Regions from separate parts of the Mus musculus genome. Here regions 2 and 3 are each linked to region 1. The links are chromatin loops, found by intact Hi-C in ENCODE. Cell type or tissue: left cerebral cortex. All regions are shown on one strand. Region 1 has its middle 110 kb from the start of Gm10440. Region 2 has its middle 110 kb from the start of Gm25513. Region 3 has its middle 87 kb from the start of Gm24235.

Evidence for each region. A loop is a pair of places that touch in the nucleus more often than their neighbours do. Peaks named below come from ENCODE experiments on the same cell type or tissue, not always from the same donor. Only the 100,000 strongest peaks of a DNase experiment are listed, where the experiment ranks them.
Region 2: it touches region 1 in a loop (4-fold over the local background); 2 of 42 quality-filtered maps call a loop at or near these places.
Region 3: a loop joins it to region 1, with 5 times the contacts of the local background. A loop is called at or near these places in 2 of 42 quality-filtered maps.

What each region holds. Positions count from the first base shown.
Region 1 is chr5:54,231,136-54,239,135 of GRCm38, reverse strand. No RefSeq gene overlaps it. Among named protein-coding and RNA genes, the nearest start is that of Gm10440, 110 kb to the left of the region's middle. In left cerebral cortex, no CTCF peak of the experiment used is centred here; DNase peaks (open chromatin) are centred at 1,696, 3,719, 4,336, 4,792 and 1 more place; H3K27ac peaks cover 5,652 bases.
Region 2 is chr5:55,408,755-55,416,754 of GRCm38, reverse strand. No RefSeq gene overlaps it. Among named protein-coding and RNA genes, the nearest start is that of Gm25513, 110 kb to the right of the region's middle. In left cerebral cortex, no CTCF peak of the experiment used is centred here; DNase peaks (open chromatin) are centred at 376 and 3,509; H3K27ac peaks cover 494 bases.
Region 3 is chr5:54,736,204-54,744,203 of GRCm38, reverse strand. No RefSeq gene overlaps it. Among named protein-coding and RNA genes, the nearest start is that of Gm24235, 87 kb to the left of the region's middle. In left cerebral cortex, no CTCF peak of the experiment used is centred here; DNase peaks (open chromatin) are centred at 2,571 and 3,847.

The sequences.
Region 1 (8,000 bases):
CACTCTGACTACTAAGGGAAAACGTTAGCAACCAAGTGGTCCTTGGGAATTAGAGCACATTTAAGTTCTGTAGACTCAGGAGTGTTAAGCTCTCTCTCCATAGGCATCTTGCCCATTAGCCAGCCTGTGCCTTGATCCAATACCCTTGAGGGCTCTGAGCAGCAGCTTTACAAGGGTAATTGAAAGGGTAGTTCTGGCTGTCTATTTATCATCTCTTGATCACCTAACACCATGCTACCTATTAAGATGAGCTAGGAGAAACTGAGCTAAAGGTTACCTCAGCTGGAAGCTATTCAGCAAGCTATCCAACAGGAGACAAACAAAGCAAGATGTTCCTTAAATCCTCCCATTTTGGACCAATCTTTATGTGCTAATTAATCGTGATTACTCTATATAGTAAGCATATTTGAGGAGATTAATCTGCACTAGCCTTGGGTAGCATCCTAATTAACAATCTGCTGACGCAGCAGCCTCCTTGTAAGTGTAAATACAGTGTTGCATCCATTTGCAAAGCCACGGTGTGACTATACATTAGGCAACACACTAGTGGATACTGCACCGCTCTGTTAAAAATGTCCTGTTCACTGACCTTTCTGACTCCCCTCTGAGCTAGATGGACTCCTATTACCAAGTACTGGTGGAGTGTTACTCGGGTTTTCTTAGGGTATCTTTATCAAGTGAGTAAGATGATAGATAGATGATGATGATGATAGAAAGAACAGATATATAGATGAGGACTATTCAGGTGATGATATATGAAAGATCGATGATAGATATAATTAGATAGATAAATGAGAGATAGATACATAGATATATAGATGATAGTTACATACATAGATAGATACATAGATTCATAGATAAATAATATAGAAATAGATAATAGATGGATACATAGATACATAGATGATAGATAGATAGATAGATAGATAGATAATAAATAGATCATGATCAGAAAAATATCATGAAAAGGGGAAACTTCAAGATGAATTTCTCACAACTTTTCATCAGCCTTTGAGTTGTTAGCTCAAGCAGATCGAAGCAAAATATAATAGATAACATATACTCTTGTCCTTATTCAGTTTATTAGTAAGTACATAAAAAAATAGAGTCACTGAAAAGAATGCATGTCTGTCCACTCGTATCTACCTAAGCTATACCCAACTTTGGCCTTGCCACTCCTACTCTGTGCACTAACAGTTTCTAGTTTAACATAAACCTCCCACACCATGGGGAAAGTAGAGGAAAAGCAGAAAATAAAAGATTGTCTTTCTTATATCCCTACCTTAAGCTTAGCTTGATTTTTTTCATAACTGCTCACCTTAAGCCTTATGAAAGAAAAGGGAAGTTTTGCAAAGACTGAGTTGAATGGAGGAGAGGGTTGGCATTGGCAAGTGATTGTTGTTGCAGTTGCAGGCTAGGGAGCAGATAATAGAAGAATACTTTCACCTGAGATCCTCCAAAGGAAATTAACAGAATGAGTACAGAATAAAGGGAAAGAGGTCACAGAAGTTAGCACAGTGTGGAGGGAGGGAGGGGAAAGAGTAGTGTGAGCTGGGGAAAGAGAGAAGGGAAAGAGAAGAAAGAATCAGGGTGGGTGAAATGAAGGAGAGGAATGTGACTTGGGATACAGTTTCAGCCAACTAGACAGAGAGGGCTGATGCCTACGTAGTGCTTCAGATTAGTGATTTAGATGCTCAAAAAAATGTTGAACTTTTATATTTTAAAAAAGAAAGATTCTTCATATGTGTTAGATAGTCTATTTTGGGCATTTTCTGAGGAACGCCAACTCCAAGACAGAAATCAGAATGCAGGAAACATGAGTGTCCTCTCAGGATAACACAGAGGGAAAGAACACAAAGAAAATGTATTTAGCCCAGAATTATACATAGATTTATTTGCAGGGGAAATTATTAAGTTTCTAGTATGTGCCAGACACTAACTACTGAAAGTGAATGCTGTCATCATTTAAATCTCTTAAATCCATGCCCTCTTGGAGCTTTTTTGTTCCAGGGGGGAAAAAACAAAAACAAAAAACAGCCAACAAATATACATCTGTAACCTAAGGTTGGTTACCTCTAACATCACACAGAAAATAAAGCACGATTGGAAGACACACTGATCTACTTGGTGACATCAGATGAGATAGATCATCAAGAAAGACTACTGTGACCAGAGTAAAGCATGCAAATATACAAAGTAAAGCATGGAAGAAGGGAGGGGTGAGCCATACAAAAATCTAGACAGAAAGCATTCAAGGAACAGCCTACAACATACGTCCAAGAAATAACTCTCTGGAGCTCCATGATATGGAATTCCCATAATTCATTAACCTACATTTTAATCAATGAGTGTTCAGGATGCTTCCAAGTTCTTCCCATTGCTAAACTACTTTTTAAAAAACCATCTCTGCATGCATTACTGTTTACTCTGATTAGTGTGCAATTACCGGGGGAATCTACATGGGAACTCATAATCTCACCAGGCTGGGGTTCAATATTTCCAAAGCTGCTAACCTTAATTCTCCCATGAAAGAATTCAAATATCCTATTTTCCCATGTCCCCACTTTTTGTTATTAACTTACCATGATGAGTTTGGCCTGCCAGGTAAAGGCCTCATGAAATAGGTGGTTTATAAACAACACAAAATTAATATCTCATAGTTGTTAAATTTCAAGGTACTAGCATGGTTTGGCACTGGAGAGAGTCCTCTTCCTGGTGCAGACAGTTGAGTTGTCTTGGTGCCTTTCCACAGGGATGGAGAGTACTGATCTCGCCATCCCTCTATAAGACATTAACCCCATCCATGCCAACTCTCCACAACTCAACCACTTCTCAAAGCCTTCCTAGTACTTCCACACAGAGGAGTTAGTCTTCAACATATGGAGTTTGGAGAAACATAAACATTCAGTTCATAACATAACGTTTTAAATTTCTTTCAATCTGCTGCCAATATGGACACTTGATTCTCTAATTTGCATGTCCATGGTTAGTAGGGACAGTGAGCAGCTTTCTCTGTTCTGGTGTTTGCTCCGAGTTGTTCATTCATGTCTTTTGCAGCATTGTGTGTGGGCTACATATATTTTATTTGACAACATTAAAAAGCTTTTTGCAAGTGAATAGTATCATCAAGCCAGTCTATTGTTTGATTTTTGTATTCTATATTTCATACATTATTTTCTACATGAATATAAGTTTATAATTGTATAAATTCATAAATTGAGAGATAAAAATCTATAATCTCACCTTCATGGTATCTCACAAGATAAAATTTAGTGAAGGTAAATATAAACATATCATACTTGAAAAATAAAGTTTGGAAAATCTCATTGATGAAGATGTTGAGATTAAGAAATTTAGGTTGTATAAAAAAGAATCTGAGATACTCAAACTAGAATTAAGCCAAGGTTAGTTATTAAAATATATTTTATGTTCATCAAAATAAAATAATAGCAGAATTCTGATTATCTTAGGGTCACAACAATGGATGGATGCTAAAGTATTAATCTCCATTTAGCATTATTGCTTGAAGCTTTTGAGTGTTTCTCCAAACTTCAGTGTGGTGATTGTCGATCCCATTTAGTTTTTTTCCCTCGGCCTCGTTTCCATTCAGATGCTCAATGCCTCCTTGATTGCATGACTCAGAAGCAGCTTCCTACTCCCTCCCAACCACACGCCTGTCAAATCCTCTCTCGCAGGCAGGCACTCCTCAACTCCTCCTCACAGATGTCACCTGAATACTGTTCAGCGTTTACTGCACTTTCTCATCCTTTGTCTCCCCAAGGATTCACTGCAAAAAACCTCCAGCCTTCCTCTGCCATCTGCTCTACCTCTGCTTTCTATTCCCAAGCCCCAATTTCCTTTCCTTCTAATTATCCCCAGCAGAAGTGACTCACAATCCTCACAATTCAGTTTCTCCACAAGTGAAATTCCAGCAGTTACCAAGCAGGTGCACTGAGGTAGATTTCACTCTATTTTAGAGTTAGGTTATTTTGAAATGGGAGAAAGATTTGCCACATCTGACTGTAGTTTGGAAAATCATAAGCAGGGTCACTAACATGGAAGATATTGGTCTGCTTTCATAACCATGTAAAATTAGCATAAAGATATGAAGTTATATAAGCTTGATAGGAGCTAAGGAAACAATTATGGTGACACAGAATGGAAAAAATTCATACATGTCTATATAAATATTCATCAAAAGCAGAAGAAAGGTTGCCTTGGCATTATCCTTATCATCCTTCATCTTTCTAAAACAATTAGACAGTGGAATCAGAGGCAAAGATGATTCACTTAGACCAAGCTGAGCCTCCTCTGGACTTGGAGGCTGGGGGAGGGCCAGTATCTCCTGAAACACATGTCTCTGGAGGAGGTGAGAGTTCTGAGAAAGTGAAGCTACACCATAGAGAGGGGAATGTGTGTTTCTCCCTCCCCATGTTTCCTAGCACTAAGTGGAGGTCCTGAGTTAACAGAGCTGTTGAACATCCATGGCCCCAAATTCGTGAAATTTAGGTTGACAGGAAAGAGTGATGTATCTGATAGATTAGGAAAATGAACTGGCCGGGCAATTCATACCACCACACTACAACCTCTTCCTAAATTTGAACCCTGCTTCAACTTTTCCTAAGCAGGAATTGTAAACCCCGAGGAAAATTAGCAATGAGTGGCCAGTGCTTCCAGGAGAGGCTGGGGAGGGATGAAGGAACGGAAGAAGCCAACAAGGGTGCTGTATTCAGTCACTTCTGGTCTCAAGGCAATTCCTAAAGGTCCTGAGGAATCACTTAAGCTACAGTCTAATGTGTCCACAGTATGTGTCTCTGTTCTGACACGAAGCAAAGATGCCCGTAGATTAAACTCTGCAGCACAAGCATGGAAGTTAGCATTCGGATAAACCCATGAAGGTATAGCTTGCTGATCGTGATTTCACATAATACTTAAGATCAAACAAAACTCAAGGAAGTGGGCTCCCGGGATACACTTCCTTTAGGCACTGAAAACTCCCTTGGCCTTAACTGAGCAGAATTAAAAATGAACAAGTTGACTCATGGACTTAACGCCAACGTACAAGGTAGATCTCCAGCAGCCTGATAATGTCAACAATGATGCTTGTAACTTTGACAACTAAAATCAAACACTACGGCCATTCTGATATTATAAGAAACCGTACTATATGGATATAGCTCTAATCTCATCATTCTAGATATCATGAATGGTGCCATTGACCTGATAGCATTGCAGGTCTAATAGTCTTATAAATATCAGAGTTATAACCAACCAGTCTGGTGCCATAATTAATAACATAAGCTTTATCCTATTACAGCTGATGTCATAACTCTGGTATATAGTAAGCCCTACACTAAATATAGATTACACTAAAAAGCATTTCAGTCCCTAGAAACATCAAGAAACAGGTTTACTGATGTGGAGTCTTTATAAACATCAGTGTTAACATTCTGTTACTTTGGCATTCAGGCAAAACTCCTACTTAATCCAGACATTTCTAAAGCAAATTTAAAATACTATAGGAAATAAAATTTTCGTCTTGTTTGGTTCTGGTTTGTTTGAAGGTATAAGAATTGTTGTACTTTCAATTCCCAACATTACATTCAACATGTTACATACATATTCTTTCATCCATGTGTGCATTTATTCGTCAGAAAATATTAATTTTGCACCTGACGCCTGCCAAGTACTATATCAGACTCCAGGGATGTTAGACAAACAACATAGAGTCATTTCTCTGAAAAGTGCAGATTTAGCAAGAGAGACAAAGCAGAGAGACAGATTCTTCAATGCAGAGTGTCAAGTGCTGTGATAAATGTCTGAACAAAGGGGCTGTGGGGATGAACTATTTCTCTGCTTGCTGGAGGCAAACGTACAAATAGCAGCATGTTCTGCAAGGAAAAGACGCTGCATGTCCTCACTCAACTGTGAGTGGCCTCCAAGTCATCAGTTCCTGTCCCAACTGCCCCTTCTGATAGCAAAGGAATCCCCAGAGCAATCTCGTCAGTACAGAGCGAGTAAAATCAAGGGTGGAGTTGGCATAGCAGTAAGGAGAAACCATCAGTCATATACGTAGTCTTTTCTCTAGCCCGCCTCTGAAAGACCATTAAAGGGACTGTGTATACACGTCCTTGAAGGAGTCTTTGTCATCTCCTCTCCTTTATCTTGTTTCAGAGCATCACTGTCATTTAGACTTTTTGTTCTTTCTCAGGAAGATGCCCTTGTGAAATTTACCCAAGATTGATTCTTGTCTTCTAGTTGTTTAATGTTTTCAAAACTGCAGTGAGTTTACATCTAAATGATAGTGCAGCTATTCCCTGAGATGAAAGAGGGTTTTTTTTTCTTCTGATTTATTTTCTCTAATCTACTGGAATTATTCTCTAAGGGGAAAAAAAGTTAAGTTATTTGTTATCAGTACCGGATGGATAGTGAAATTTAAGAAGTTCTCAGAGTAGAGACTTGTGTAGGACAGAATAAAAAAGTGACACATGGTATATTTCCAGGCAGATACTCTCCTTAGTTATGTCCACATGCCCACTGACAAGCAGGAGACAAGGTAGTGAGAGTGCTGGCTGTGGACCTCACCATTCCTGTCAGTCATGAGTGGGTCACTAACCTCAAGGAGTGACTGATCACATGAGCTTTTAATAAGATAATGTTCAGAGTAGGAAAGGATAGCAGTCTGTCCCCTTTGTGTAACGACAAAAGAAAAAAAGAGATGATGAATAAGCTTTCACATTTTCCAGAATGTTCCCACTAACCCATCCCCTAAACCAAGTGAGTGTTGACCACACTCCTAGTCATGCCCCCCACTCCTTCCTTTATTCTAACATTTTAACGTCTCCGCCTATTTATTTCTCTCTCCTTGCTAAATCTTCTGCCTTATTCAAATGGGGTTGATGTGTAACAATGAAAAAGAAGCAGAAGTGAAAAGCAAGACACAAGAGAAACGAAGGAAGAATCAGCAGAAACTGGGTGGAGCGTGAGCTCGCCAAGCTGCTGCTGGGGTATGTGGGGGACCCGTGGCTCTCTCACTATCCGGGCTTTTGGTATCAATAATCTAACTGTATGTGCGGGCAAGGGAGCTTGTGGATACCCACACAGTTTACGTTAGCGATTCTTACCCGTGAGACCTGTTGAAAAGACTGACGCTCTGGTTAGGTTATACAGATTTGCAAATGAGTATTTGTGCCCAGTATTTTAAAAAAAAAATTGAGGTAGGCTAAAATCTGGTAAAAGATTACCAGAATCTGTCTGCTTCTACATTCTCATGTCACCATCAAGGAATTGCTGAACCCATAGTCAAATCATGTGAAAACCAGAGAACATTTCTTTTACACAACTGATTTTTGGATTTGGTTTTTAAACATTTAGAACAAAAAAGAAAGAAAGAAAGAAAGAAAGAAAGAAAGAAAGAAAGAAAGAAAGAAAGAAAGAAAGACATCCAAATTAGTGAGCTTTCATAAAAGTGAGATGTACTTCCTCAGAGACAAGACACTACAGCTGCCTTCTGCCCTGGTGGGGCAACAGAGAGGTGGAGGAATGGCAATAAGTGAATAGAAAGGGAAAACAGAAGAACTAGCTATAAAGTTGTAATGCTTGTTGCTGTAATCTGAGAATCTCCCAGAATTCTTTATGGAAACACAGCATTATCATTGCAGTTTCAAGGGCTTCTCTCTCTCTCTCTCTCTCTCTCTCTCTCTCTCTCTCTCTCTCTCTCCCTCTCTCTCTCTCTCTCCCTCCCTCCCTCCCTCCCTCACTCCCTCCCTCTCCTGATAGATTAATGTGTCCTTGAATTAATGGATTAACTGGTTATCTTGAGGTTGGCTCTTTTATAAAATGAGTTCTCTGGCATATTTTCTCTGTTTTACCATGAAATGACCAAATCCATGGCTTGATACAAGAAGGCATTCTACCCACACCAGAGTCATGCTCTTGAAATTCAAGGCCTCCAGAACTACAAGTTATATAATCTTCTATTCTTTATAAATTTTTGAGTC
Region 2 (8,000 bases), 1.2 Mb before region 1:
CTCTGTGAGTGTCACTCTAGCCAGAAATCCAAAGAGCGGGTACTTCTATTTAGTATATAATGATGCAAATTTTTGTATCTTAAAATAATTAGACTTTAGCTGGTAAATTATTTTCCTCTTCAGTAAACAATCAACTGCTTCAGAATTTTAAGAACAATGATAGCCGATTCCTTTTTTACCTTTTATTATCCAAGAGAGAGTTCCTTCACATGATGTCTCTGAGCAATGTATCACAAAATTACCTGCCAAAACGATGTGCTCTCTTTGGTTGACTTGCAGTTTGAGCAAGCAACTTTTCGTTTCCGTGCCAACCATCTTCAGCTTTTATTTTCAAATCATATTCTCCATCCTACATTTCACTCTCATTTCGAGGAAGTTGATCTGCAATGTTACATAATATATCTTTCTCACCATCTGGCCACGAGAGAAATGAAAAGGATGTGAGAAGGAGGTGGCTTCTTTATTTCTAACATGCCCTTGAGAGTTTTCTCATTGCTTAGTGGAGGACAATCCTTGCTGAAGTGCTTGCTTGATCCTTACTGCCACTGAGAGTTAGCAATGGGATGATGCTCAGGACAAAAAATATCTGGAGTATTCTAAACTTACAGTTATGTTTCAGTTTTCCTAGGAAAGATTACATTTATTTAAACATTTCACATTTATGAGAATTAACATTCAGTTCATTTTAATCTTTTTGTTTTGTTTTCAGAGAATTGTAATATAAACAAATCAAAATAAATTAACAGCCTTCCCAACTCACGTTCTCCATAGATAAAATTTTCAGACTAAGTAAAATTAAGGAAAGGCAGATACTTTCGAATTCTCACATATAATGATGTTTTGACTCATAGTAACTTTTCCAAGTATTATCCAAATTTTATTTGACAAGCCTTCTACAGATGGCCTGATTTTTGTGATTGTACAAAATCTTCCTTTTCAAGTGTGTTCCTTATATTTAAAGTTTTGTAAAACAGAAATTAGGTAGGTAAAGCAGGAATGTTCAAAGTAATAGCCTGAAGGATTCCCCAAATTGTGTTCATTCTTGTTTGCAAAATTAATCTTAAAAATCTACATTGACTGTGCTAAATTGACCACGATACCTACTTCTAGACAGGACGTAGACTGATATAGATTTAATGCTAAAATGTCTAGTTATTTATAATTTCTAATGCTAGGTATCCTTGGCGATTTCTCTCTATATTATCACTGTTCAGAATTGCCTTTCAGTACACACCAGCATCCTTTTACCTCGCTTAATATGTCCTGAATATTGTTTTCCCTTCTCTACTCTTTCCAGGTCCTTCTACCTCCTCTCAGATCCAGATCCTCCCCATTCCTGTCTCTCAATAGAAACAAGAACAACAAACAGATGGCTTCGATGGAATGATAATAAATAAAATAAAACAAAATGCATATACTGAGATAGAACAAAACAAACAAACAAATAAACAGAGAGAAATAGCCCAATAAAGGCAGAAGAAACAGATATAGATTTGATATCCACTAGCTCATATAATGAGGAATCCAGTAAAACCACTACCCTGTAATCCATGATATGTATACAAAGTTTCTGTAGATTAAGGAAAGTGCACACACACATACACACACAATAAAAATAAGACTGATTTTTTAAAAAACTCTGATATAGGATTATGTGACAAGAAACCTCTCCAATCAATGGTGCCATTGAGCTATTTTGAGCTGACTATTTATTTATCCTACCCTTAAGTGTACCCTGTTTCTTCAGTGAGACACCTTACAAAAATTAAATTTTCATTAGAGAATGATTATCCTTTAAGATTATCACTGGGTTAGGGACGGTTATACATCCAGGCAACTCACCTTTAGGACTGCATCTGGTACAGACCTGTGTAGGCCCTGTGCATCCTGCCTCAGTCTTTGTGAGTTCCTATGTGTGTGAATCCTGTTGATTTAACAATATGAACTAACCAGTACCCCCAGAGCTTGTTTCTCTAGCTGCATATGTAGCAGAAGATGGCCTACTTGCTCATCATTGGAAAAAGAGGCCCCCTGGTCTTGCAAACTTTATATGTCCCAGTACAGGGGAACACCAGGGCCAAGAAGTGGGAGTGGATGGGTAGGGGAGCAGGGTGGGGTGAGGGTATAGAGGGACTTTTGGGATAGCATTTGAAATGTAAATGAAAATACCTAATAAAAAATGAAAAAAGAAAAAAATCTACTTGTCCTTGGTGAGCTATGTTGCCTTTGGATCTGCACTATTGTTGTCTCCTCTTACTTGGGTTGCCTGTACCCCATGGGTGATTTCATAAAGGCATATGATTAAGGGCTGAATGTTTCAACATCTCTCATTCCATGCGTTGTGCCTTGCTGCGGCTCTATTTGTTTCTTGCCATCTGATGGAAGACGACACCTCTCTGATGATGGCTGAGCAAGACACCAATGTATAAGCATAGCAGAATGTCATTAGTAGTCTTTCTATTGTTTTCTTTTCAACGTTTCTATTTTATAAATGTTAGTCCTAAATTTGATTATTTTTGACATTTACTCCTTTTAGATATGATTTTTCTTTTCCTCCTAGAGATTTCAGGTGTAATGTTAAGTTACTAGTGTCAGATTTCCATTCCTTTTTCCTTTATTTTTATTTTTTTAATGCAGGCTACAAGTGCTATGAACTCACTTTTACAAACCACCTTCATTGTGTCTCATTAATTTAATATGTTGTATATTACTTTTCATTCAATTCCTCAAACTGTTAATTTCTTTTTTTATTTTTTATTTTTTTAAATTCAGTAGTAAATTGGTACATTTCTGTGAGTCTGTTAGCTTGATACTCTCTAAACATTCATGGTTACCATAGTGGCCAGATAGGATGTCATTTCAATTAACCAATATCTATTGAGATACACTTTCTGTCCAAGAATGTGGCCAGTTGTGCTTTAAATTTCCATCAGGTGCTGAGGTTATATTATTTTGTGTTTGCGTGAAATGTTCTGCAAATATATGTTGGGTCCATTTAGTTTATAATGTCTATCAGTTAGTGCAAGCATTTCTCTGTTTATTTTTGTTTCTGAATGACCTGTTTAAGGCAAGAGTGTAGTATTGAAGTCTCACACTATCAACATGTATGGGTTAACACATTCTTTAAAAGGAATAGAAACAGGTATATTTACCTAACTTGGTGAAAACAGAATTCATTATGCTCCCATCAATACTATCCAGATGTCTGCATCTGGTGACCTTATCCTTCAAGTTTTATCTACCTCTGGCTAGTTTTTATTTTATTTTTTTTATTATGTAGTTTACTTGCTCTCTGATGTCTGTCAGAACTTTTTAATTGCCCTAGTTCAAACCCTGCAACTTTGCATTGGAAGAACGAGTAAACTTCTAGGCAGCAAGCTACAGAGTCTGACATTAATCACCCAGCCTCCCAGGCTTAACACTATGCCCTCTATGAGATCAGGTTCAAAATATCCCCAGACAGTAATGGGTTTTCTCACCTTACAAGAGCAGTTCTGGAATACCCAGTTTGAAATTTCTTTGCTGATATTTTTATCACACAACTACTGGGTGCAGTCCAACCTTCCGTTCCTCTTGCTTAAGCTTCGGCTTGTTCTCTTTGCTGTCACTTTGAACTATTAATTCTACTCTTGTCCTTTGTTGTAATAAATAGTGCATGTTTTCTCTTGCTTCTGATCCTTATCTACCAATATATTTTGCATAGCTAAGACTTTTTATTTAATTAGATTTTGAATTAATATGCTGCAATCCAATTGCTCTCATAAGATGGACAGATTTTACATGCACGCCCCCCGACCCATAATATAATTCTTACATGTTGTGAAACCCATGGTAGATCTCATCAGGACAAAATTATATTCACATAACCCTAGCACTTCTTCCTAACACTAATACAACATTACGAAGATCATCTGAGATATTTTATAGATGAATGACTTAATTTCATTTATGTTGTTGCAATGAAATAACCTGACCAAAAAACAACTTAGGAGAGATAAAATTTATTTAACATCACAAGTCCAGATAATTATATTAAATTATTTTGAGGCAAGTTTAGGCATTAAGAACTTAAATTTGCTTGTAATATACAAGAATAGTGAGCAGGGAACACACACATGTTGTCTTTTTGCTTCCTTATGTTCAGCTGAATTTTTCCACTCTTGTACAGTGTAGAACTTCATGCCCAGGGAATTGTGCTTCCAACTCTGGGGTAATCCTCACACCAATTTAATTTAATTAATTCAGTCCCACACAGATATTCCTGAAAAGTCAATCCCTGTGAAGAAGATTCTTTAGAGAGGCTCTCTTCTTGCTTGGTTGTTTGTTCAATGAGTGAAGATGAAAACACTGTAGAGTCCTAAGGAAAACAGTCATCTAGGGGATGCAAATGTTTACTGTAGGATTCTTGAGTGGCAGCAGGAATTTTGGGAATATATATTTATATACACACACACATATATGTATATATGTGTATGTATACATACACACACACACATATACATACACATATGTATATATGTGCATGCATACCTATACACACATACACACATTATATATATATAGTCTGAGATATTTAGTTATTGATAACCTTTAAAGATAAATTGAATTCATTTTGCATTGTGATATATACATGGGCCATAGACAGTGTTCTGTAGGTTATTTCTTCCAATTTGAAACATTTTTTCCATAACATAGTAGAGAGTCTTGAAAGTGTTAAGAAGCTCAGAAATACCACATAAATCAGTAGTATTGGAGAGACTTTATAATTCCTTAGAAGATATACAAACAACAATCTACTTTGGGGAAGAAGAAACTCTTCAGTAGCTGCCTGAACATTGTGGAGGGAACCCATGTGACACCAGCTTCATTAATCATCACTCATTCTGGAGTGACATTTCAGCGATGAATCTGCCTTTCAGCCATTCATCCTTCTATAAATAACGACTCACCAAGCTAATGTAGGGAACTCTAATAACCTCATTGACTCAATAAAGTAGTCTTGGATAGAATATTTTTGAGTTTATCTTTGGCATTCTGTCTGAGGAGGTCAGGAATATGTTCCTGTCTCCTGGTCCTAGAGATGTCCACTCATAAGCTTTTCAAGGAAAATGTAAGGCAACCTCTTCATAATTCCTGCTTCACTAAGGTCTGTCAGATATTCTGGGTCAGAAGGCTAAAGGTAGATGTCTCAGTGTTTTAGAGAAATTCTGGAGACTGTCCATCCAGCTAGCTCCTCTGTCATTTCTACAGTCTAGGTTGCTTGTCTGTACTTCCTGCACACTATAAATATTCATTATCAGGTATATGATGATATAGTCTCACAATTAAGCTTAAGATGTCTAGGATTTTAAAACATGTTCTTAGGTGTAAAAATGTTTTTAGATTATTAATAAAAGTTATGATAAAACTATGATATAAACTATCTTACCAAGATAGGATAATTAACAGAATACTTTATCCAAGTTGGCAAATACAGACGGACTGGCCTTTATGAATGTAAATCTTATCAAGTAGTTTTCATAATTGCTTCATAATTGTTCTAACTGTATGTTGTTTATGATAGTAAGAGAAAGAGCCATTTTATTGAGACAAAAGGGAAAATATTGGGGTTGCTCCTGTCCTGCTGTGTTTTCAAATGCTAAATATTTGCATTGCAAATCTAATTGCCCCCTGAAAGACAGATCCTCATGTATACCAAGTGATGCTATGTAAACCTTTTTTTCCCTCCTAATTTAAAGCTATTGGTTAAATAAAAGTGGCTGCAACCAATGACTGAAGACCATATATATAGACAGGGAATGAGTTACTAGACAGGGGATTGCAGGTAGGAACCATAAGACACACACATACAGGTGCATACACACACACACACACACACACACACACACAGAGAGAGAGAGAGAGAGAGAGAGAGAGAGAGAGAGAGAGAGAGAGAGAGAGAGAGAGAGAGAGAGAGAAATGGGGTCCTATGTAAGCAAGGGGCTAGGGCTACTGGGCAAGGCAGATGTGGAAAGTTTGACTGCACCACCGATCCCACGGAAGCTCTGGGCGGGCTTTGGACTATGAGAAGCCACTGGATGCTTCTCAGGGATGGGAAAAGGCACAGTCTGGGGTCTCCGCTGAACTGCCGAAAGAATCAGATTCCAACTCTCGGGTACCACAGACACTGCCGGGCACCACAAAAGAGCTGACTCTGGGCTCCCTGGGCTGCACGCAGGCCAGGGATGACAGGTTCTCACTCTTGGACACCACAGACTCTGCTGTACTTCTCAGAAAAGCTGAGAACAAAGTGGGGACCCTCAGGCAGACTTTGGCCCATGAGCAAAGGTAAAAGGTTAGGAGGAGAGCTCCAGCAGGTTACCACAGGGAGAAGCTTGGTGGCTGCTTGGTTTGGTGGTGGCCATGGCTAAAAACACAGAGAAACCTCCTGGCAGGAGCTTAGAAGCACAGCTTGTCAGAATCTTGGAATACCCAAGATAAAATTCGCAAAACACATTAAACTCAAAAAGAAGGAAGACCAAAGTGCGGATACTTCAATCCTTCTTAGAAGGGAGAACAAGATAAACATGGAAGGAGTTACAGAGACAAAGTGTGGAGCAGAGACTGAAGGAATAACTATCCAGAGACTGCCCCATCTAGATATCCATCCCATATATAACCACCAAACCCCGACACTATTGTGGATGCCAACAAGATCTTTCTGACAGGAGCCTGATATAGGAGTCTTCTGAGAGGCTCTGCCCGTGCCTGACAAATGCAGAAGTGGATGCTCACAGTCATCCTTTGGACTGAGCACAGGGTCCTCAATGAAGGAGGGAGGAGGGAAGAGGGAAAGTACCCAAGGAGCTGAAGGAGTTTGCAGTTCCATAGGAGGAACAACAATATGAACTAACGAGTAACCCCCGAGCTCTCTGGGACTAAACCACCAACCAAAGATAACACATGGTGGGGCTCATGGCTCTAGCAGCATATGTAGCAGAAGATGGCCTAGTCGGTCATCAATGGGAGGAGAGGACCTCGGTCCTGTGAAGGTTCTATGCCCCAGTATAGGAGAATACCATGGCCAGGAAGTGGGAGTGGGTGGGTTGGTGAACAAGGGGATAACATGTGAAATGTAAATGAAGAAAACATGAAGAAGAAGAAGAAGAAGAAGAAGAAGAAGAAGAAGAAGAAGAAGAAGAAGAAGAAGAAGAAGAAGAAGAAGAAGAAGAAGAAGAAGAAGAAGAAGAAGAAGAAGAAGAAGAAGAAGAAATTCAGCTCATTAGGGGAAGTCCTACTCCATTGTTCCAACATGGTAGGTCCTGATGAGAAGAGCTGGTCACTGGTTTTAAGGCAGTTATTGTAGAAAGGCAGAGAGAGGGTGAAGTGTAGAGAAGTAGAGGGTGGCTATGGCCACATGGAAAGAGGGAAGAAGGGAGGGTGAGAGTGAGAGAGTAAGAACAAGGAGGATAGAGAGGCAATAGAGTGAGGAAGGGGTAAGCAGCTCCTTTTATAGTGGACTGGGGTTATCTGGTTGTTGCCTGGTAACTGTGGGGGTGGAGCCTACATGACTGAAAGCCACAGAATTATGGAGGTGGGGCCTTGCATCAGGAGCCTAGTGTCTGGGAGCATGTGGCAAACTTCCTTCTGTCCCTTGCAGATTAATCTACTGGATCTCTGGGGTTTTAACCTAGCTCGACCAGAAAACAGGCTGCCTTTCATGGTCCGACAAGAGGAGGGTTGAGGGAAGGGAAGGAAGGAGGGAGGGAGAGAGAGAGAGAGAGAGAGAGAGAAGACAAGGAGGGAGAACAACAAAGAAGATGAAGGGAGGAGATGGCCACCACGAGGCTCTATGAATCATGAGCACATTGCCAGAGAAATGGACCCACAGATAGATAACCTAGGAAAGGCCCAAACATCAAGACCGTGAGAAGCACAGCTTGGAATTAAGAGTCTAGTATGTAGAAAAATAGATTAGGGCTAATTTGCCCACTAATTGTGCTAGAGATGATTTAAAATCA
Region 3 (8,000 bases), 510 kb before region 1:
GTCCAGTTATCAATCTCTTTAATTTCAGTAGATTCAATTCACATGAAATAGTTAAAACAGAGCAAGTAATTTATATTCAAATAATAATAAACCATCTCTACTATTTATCTGATTTTGGAAAATGATTTGGTGTTTGCAGATTGTCAATTTTCTCCATGTTGGATTAGGCAATGAAGAAATATTATACCAAGTTGCTGAGTATAATTTCCACATGAAGAACCAATTAAGCCTTTAAATCTGCTGTTTTCTTCCAAATATTCCAAATCCTTCCCTAATTGGGTTTATTTTGTGACTAGAAGAATAAAGTATATAATTATTGGAAACTCTGAGACTCTTCTAATGTCATTTTTCTATAATGCATGAGTGATAGCGATATGGATCTTTGCAGAGCAAGCCTAGAGTGTTTGCACAGACAAAAGACTGGAGTTGCTAAGCCACTGCATGGTGATTGTCTTGGAATGTTATACTTAGCTCAGGAGTTCATTTCTGTATTATCTCATGCTCTGAAAATTTTTTGATCTAAACAGAGGTGGAGAAGTTTTAATGATCCTGAAACAAACATGGATCAAGATGCAATTTGCACAATATTGAACTCATGTGAAATATCGGTTGTGTAGTTTAGCAATGAAATCAGGCATCTCTAAATAATTTGAAAGTATGAAATCTTAAAAGCAGCTCAAACACAGCTAAAAATAAACAATGAAACTAGAACTAAAACTAAATAATAGACAATTATGAAAAAATGGGCACAGCTCTATCCTCTTAAACACCCCTGACACTGCAAAAGCTACTCTGCGAGGAGAGAGCATTCAGGTCAGCTCCAACTTGACTCTTCTGTGATTTATAAATGGATTTTGTGGCTATATCCAGCAGTAGGGTCTTAGCGTTCATGTGGTAGGCATACGAGAGCAATCAAAACTCATAGGTTTGTGTTCCAAATCAGTCAAAATGATTTTTGTCTAATAACCTATAGTTTTCTGGAGACGGATTATCCCCTGAACCACAGTACCTCCATTCCAATACTGTTTTCTCTGGGTACTTCCGCTTTTAGTTAGCTAATAAGTACTGGGTTGCCCTATGATATCTTTATACATCCTCAGTTTATCTATCTCCTTCTCTCCCCAATCTTCAACTTTTCTACAGTCAGTGTGTATGCTCTACTTTCTTAGCACAGTTGTTCTGCCACCTGCCTTACAAGGTTACTGGTTTAATTTCTTTCATCAATGTTTTCCATTTTTCAGTTTATAAGCTGTGCATTTCATTTCATTGACTAAATTTATCCCTCTTGAGAAATGCATAGTTATCATTATTGCTTTTCAGATAGGTTATTTGTGGCCATAAACACAATTAATTTTCCACCAATTTCAGGTAAATTAAATTTGACAAGTGTCGCTCTGGTACATAATGAATACTGACCACTCACACCTACCTTCTTTCAATCTCTATTATGCCTGTCTATCCAACCTTCTATCTAAAAAGCACTTTCTCAAGTTGATGTCTTCTCTTTGCTTTTTGCTTCTGTCTGTGTGAGCTATCTCTCGGAGACTAGTGCTTTTAGCAGTGGATAAGTAACTGCAGACAACGCCTCTGTCTGTCCCAGAATTCATCAATACTCAACTGTTCAGCAGTAATGACTAGCGGTCTATGAGCTATTTCCTCCTCCGTAACAAATTGGTGACAAGGCCAGCCTTGTATAGGTCCAGTGTACATAAAAGCAGTTGTTATGAGTTTCAGATTTTAATAGTTGTATTAATTCTGGAGGTATTTTTAGCTCTTCACTCTATCTTTTAGCTCCTAGACACTTCCTGATTTCTTCTGCTATGTGTCCTGAGCTACAAATGCCTTGTTCAGAAATGGGCCTTTGACCATCAGTCATTCTAGTCTATCAGTAGCCATGAGTCTCTGGATTCACTGATATTCACTCTAAAGAGAGGCTTTTTTTTCCCATTTTTTATTAGGTATTTAGCTCATTTACATTTCCAATGCTATACCAAAAGTCCCCCATACCCACCCACCCCCACTCCCCTACCCACCCACTCCCCCGTTTTGGCCCTGGCATTCCCCTGTACTGGGGCATATAAAGTTTGCAAGTCCAATGGGCCTCTCTTTCCAGTGATGGCCGACTAGGCCATCTTTTGATACATATGCAGCTAGAGTCAAGAGCTCCGGGGTACTGGTTAGTTCATAATGTTGTTCCACCCATAGGGTTGCAGATCCCTTTAGCTCCTTGGCTACTTTCTCTAGCTCCTCCATTGGGAGCCCTGTGATCCATCCATTAGCTGACTGTGAGCATCCACTTCTGTGTATGCTAGGAAAGAGAGGCTTTTATGTTTGAGTCTAACAGTACCTCTTGTCTATAAAATGGACAAAACATATGGACTCTATATGTTTAAGCACAGCTATTTAGAGACAGTTTGATGATGTGTTGTTTTAGTTAGATAATTGTAGTAAGCATCTTCCTACCAATCCCCAGATATGGATTGTTAATTAGGTTTCAGTACCAGGCATAGGTTTCCACTTCTGGATCAGGCTTCAGATCTACTTGGAAGGTGGTTGGTTACTCCCACAACTCTTGTCTCACTTTTCCAAGGATGATCCAAGTTGTGATGTGGGTGGTTTTATTTCCTCACAACCTACACAGCAATATTTTTAAGTGGGCTGAGTTATATTTTTAAATTTTATATCACTTTTACACATACATTTTAAACTAAAATATAATTACATAATTCCCTTCTCTTTCTTTTTTTCAGACACTCCCTCATTTATCCCTCCAAATCGTCCCTTGACCCCAGCTCCATTCTCAAATTTATAACCTGTTTTTCTTTGAGTATTATGGTTATCTATATGTAATGCCCAGATATGTCAATACAGCTTACTAAGTCTGTTTCTGATGTTTGTGTATCCTATACCTTTGTATTCAATAACCACTCAGGTAATTCATGTATAGGAGTGACTAATTTTTCCACTTTCCAAAGTCATTAGTTACATGTTGTATGTCTAGGGGTGGGAACCACTGAGCACCTTTCTTCTTCTATTAACATGATTATTAATATTGTCATTGTTTAGGTTTCTCTACACATCACTTTCTACGAGAGGCAGTCTCATAGAAGACTTCCTGGTATTCTGAGGCATGGCACAACCTTTCTGACCTCCCTCTGACGTTCTCTGATCCATAGATGAAAGAAATGTGATCTAGATACATCCAGAGCAACTATGACAATTTTTTGATTATTGCATGGTTAAGGTTATAATTGTGGGAAATATAAACTAGCACTGACCAATGTAAAATGACAACTAAAATAGGTCATAGTGTGTTGAAATTACGTGTGACAACTAAATCAACAAAACAGTTGATTAACTGACAGAAATTAATGGAAGACTGAAGTGTCGTCTGTAGCCGCACAGTCAGGGTTGGCCAGTTTGTCATCACTCTAGACGTGTCTGGGAAAGGTGACCAGGAAGGAAACTGGTTAGACTGCCTTCTGAGAGGAAGTAATTAGTGACACAGATGCTAATAATGCCTTCTTGATCACATAGATCAAGTAACCTATATAATCAAATTAAGTCAGGTATATGGTAAGTAGTTTAGGGAATGGAAACACAGTTAAGTAGTATAATACTATTATTTTCCTCCAGACACTCTCTTTCAATTAAGGAACCACAGTTCACTTTATAATTCAAATCTCTGAAGACTAAGCAAATAAAAGGAATCCCTTCTTTTGCACAGCGTTCTGTTCCAAACTTGAAGCTGCCATCTCAAGTGAAGGATTCTTGCAGAGCCTTATTTAAGAACAAGATGAAGAGGATACTTAACAGCATGTCACATTCAAGTCTGATGGATATTTCTGTAATTGCTTCCCTGGCCCCAATATTTTCACATAGCATTTGATGGAATTTTTAAGAGGGCCAGATGATGGAGATGAAGGTTCCTGTTGCAAATGAGCTTGTTCTGGGAAGGTAAGTGACTCATCTAAGACCACGGAACTGATGAGTAGAACAGATTAAGACTCATTTTTCATGTCAAACCAAGCACGATTTAAAAGCACTTCTTTTGAAATAACTTCCACTCAGGTTAAAAACACTTTTTAAAATTAACTAAAGCATAATGTTGCTATTTAATTGTGTGACACAATTTTTTTTTTTTAATTCCAAGCATCGATGAATAATTTGCTGACTAACATTCATCATTTTAGCAGAATGATAAGGTTTACACAGTTTAAACACTTTATATAAATCTATAAAATTATTCAAAAAGTAGAATATTTTTACATTCCAAGATCCGTTTTATCTTGTAATAGTCAATCTTTCCAAATTTCTTTGGTTTTAATTGCTTGTTATCTGATCCATTTTCTTTGTCTTTTTCAGAATAATATATAATTTAAATAAAACAAACTCTGAATTCAGATCCTATAATGTTAAGTTGTTCTGTCTTTATAAAAATATTATATGAGTATTATACATCATATATGAAAATATTAAGTATTTTATACAATATAACACGTGTTATATTAAAAAATCACATGTCTTGACTCAACATGTTCATTCATAGATTAAAATCAAACTATCAACCACATTAATTAAACACATTAGAGAAATAGTAACTCTGAAATTTTTGATAATTATAATAATAATAATGAATAATGGTAAAAAAAAAAGTCTTACATGCCTCAAAATACCACCAAGCAAAATGGAACTGCAAGCAAACATTTTAAATCTGAATAAGATTTTTACAGAACAACAATAACAACAGCCAAACCCAATTCTGAATTTTACAAAATATGCCCAACCTTTTTACATTTTACTGGACTACCTATGAAGTACAACAAGTCAGTGGGTGGGGGAATAAATTAAAGTTTCTTGAACACTGAAATAAGTAAGATTTTCATTAATTATAAATAACAAGATTAGCTATGTAGAACATAGCTCCTCCAACAAAACCTAACTGCTACTCAGTGCATATCCAACCATGAGTGCTGTGAGATCAGTGTAAAAAACCTGTGTCTGCACAGCGGTAACAGTGACTAATTATTTTCTTATGGTAGTGTTTATACTAACACCAAACCTTGGTAAGACCTAGTACACCTCTGAAACCAAAAGATAGAAATATAGAAATGAGACATTTGGATTAGTCCTAAACATGTCAAGTAATGCAACATTGTAATGAAATCTAGACTAAGTACTGTAAGGACCTCGGTATTCAACGCAAACACTCTCAGGAGGATACCAAAAACTGTTTTGGCTTCTATTTTAGAATAGTTACAGGTGATGACAGCAGCCTGCCATTGCATGTCACATGAATGGCCTCATTTTGAAATGTTTTATAAAATATGTAAGGAAGCATTACTTATGCCTAGATCCATATGACCATTTCCACAAGTGAGTAAGATGACCCATGCTCTTCACATTAACAAAGAGACTTTTAAAAAGGTATAACTCGGTGTCTTAAACTACTTACCTGTTATATCCCAAAACTTCAGATGACTACATATAAAAAGGAAGACATGTCATGCCTCCATTGACATATTCATGTAATCTTCCATCAGTGTTTCTGGAAATAAAAATTAGGAAACAACTGATTTGCAGAAGGGTTTTTTCACACAGAGGGCTGGATCATTATTTTTCAACACTCACATTGATATTTTGAATTGTTCCTTTGCAACCTCTGAGATTTTTACATCCCAGAACAATCTACTACAATAAATCACAAGTAGATTAGAGCTTTCCCTTTGTTTTGTGAGATGTGAGAGGGGTCATTTTAAAAAGTGAAATGGGAAAAATATACATTACAATACATGCCACCCAGACAGATCTATTCTAGGCAAACATGTACCTCGAAATATTAGTATTTGGTTATGGAAGCTGTCACATCTTACTGTATTTATGAAATTCTGAGAGTAATTCTATAGGTAACATCTGGTCTTATGACCACTGTACTCAGATTAAGTAAATTTTTCTCACTTTTTCTTAGGTATGAAGAGTCAACTCACTAAAATAATAAGAATCTCACAGTAGGTATGGGACCCCTTCCCTTCAATGTTTAAACCACCTAAAACCTGAGCATAATTTTTTCCTCAAGACAATGAGATAGGCATGTTTAGGCTTAAAGATCATTTTCAGATATCTTGAAAGCTGTCCAGATCAAAACAAGTTCCATATTCAACAAAAATAAGGAACTTTCACAGCCTTCAGGGTTAACAGAGATGCACACACACACACACACACACACACACACACACACATTCATAATACCAATCAGATACATTGAAGATCATATATCCTAGTAGTTAGAGGCTACAACATATCATCACCACAAGTGGAAACACTGATAGATGTGTTAAACATTTGGCACTTAGTTTCCAGACATAATATTACATATTAACCACTTAAAGTTTAAAACTACAAAAATATGAGTATTCTGTATCTATCACTTCTAATTCACTAGTCACAAAATTTCAGATGAAGGCAGGTATTTTTTAAAATTTTAATAATGTTTCAAACTTTATTATAGAGATTTGCGAATAAATAAAAACATCACACACAAAATTTAACTAGCCCCAGAGTGTACAACACAATGAGTGTTTTATTTCACGTGAAGCTTCCCAGCCTCCAACTCAAACGCTTATATTCTAACTAAACCGAACTTGACTGCCTTATAAAATTCTTCACTGTAGTCCTGCTTATATCCGTTTGAGAATTTTCTTAGCCCATGTTGCACTCCCTTACAATACCGAAATAATTATATTTAATACTTACCCCGAAATTTCTAAAGGGATGCTCTTTGCACCTGCCACAGGTGTGCTGACCTTATTTCATCACTGAGCTCAGGTGCTGAACTCTCGCTGCGCATGTCAACTAGTTTCTCCTATGAGGATAACTCGTTTTGTAGATGTTAGCATAAATCCCTATCAATAATGATGCCTTTTGTTTTAGAACTCATGAAAGTATATTGGCATTTTGTTGGTGAGATGACTTTTAATCTCTCTTTTAGAGAACGCTTTCATTAAATGTAACTGTGCTAAGGGCTATGAGCGCAATGCATTCGGATTTGGCTTCGCACAAGAGTGCTGTTAATAACTGCCACTCTCTGTTAGCTGGCATCTCAGCTGCTGTGAACACAAAGCATGTCACTGCTCTTCAAGCACACTTACTTCCTTGCCATTGCTTTGATGAGTGCACATACGGTTGACCTTAAGTGTTAGGGAGACTATTTCCCACACAAAAAAATCATCACTACTTTCCATTCAAATTGGGGTCTGGAAGGCTATCTGAACAGTATACTTGATAGCTGTGTTTATTATTAAGTACTGTCAAGACAGATTTTATACGCACTAAACAAAATGATTAACATTCATTTGGAGCAGCAGGAGTGTGAGAATGCTTTACTGGCAGGAAAAAAAAAACTACCTCAAATATGATTTTATATTGTAAATCCAGTTGTAATTTAAGTCATCTAAATGCTGGATTAGCATTCATGACCATATCTATTAAGAGTATAGTGACACACTGAGAGAGAAAATATTGTTTCTTCCCTTTTCTTTTTATCCTTTTCTTTCTTTCTTTCTTTCTTTCTTTCTTTCTTTCTTTCTTTCTTTCTTTCTTTCTATTTTGTGAGGCAGAGTCTTGCTATGTAGCCACGGCTAACATGGAACTTACTTTGTAGACCAGGCTAGTCTCAAACTAGGAACCTGTATAAACATGAACAGAGTTAAGTATTTCTATGGAAATTCATTTTAAGTATCTTTCAAATAAATCAAACAATGCATCTAGACAGCATTCCATCTACGTCATAGGGTCTTTAAGGGCTTTAATGAGATTATACATGTAATAAATTTAACAAGATTCTGAGAGTGTGGCAAATATTCAATAAATATTAACTATTATCCAATGTCAAATATCCTCTGCACTTGAATCCTATCAGAAACAAGCATCCTTCATGTTCATTCACTTAACGATTCATTTTTCAGTGCTTGCAGCGTGTCTCCACTATTTGGTACTTTGAC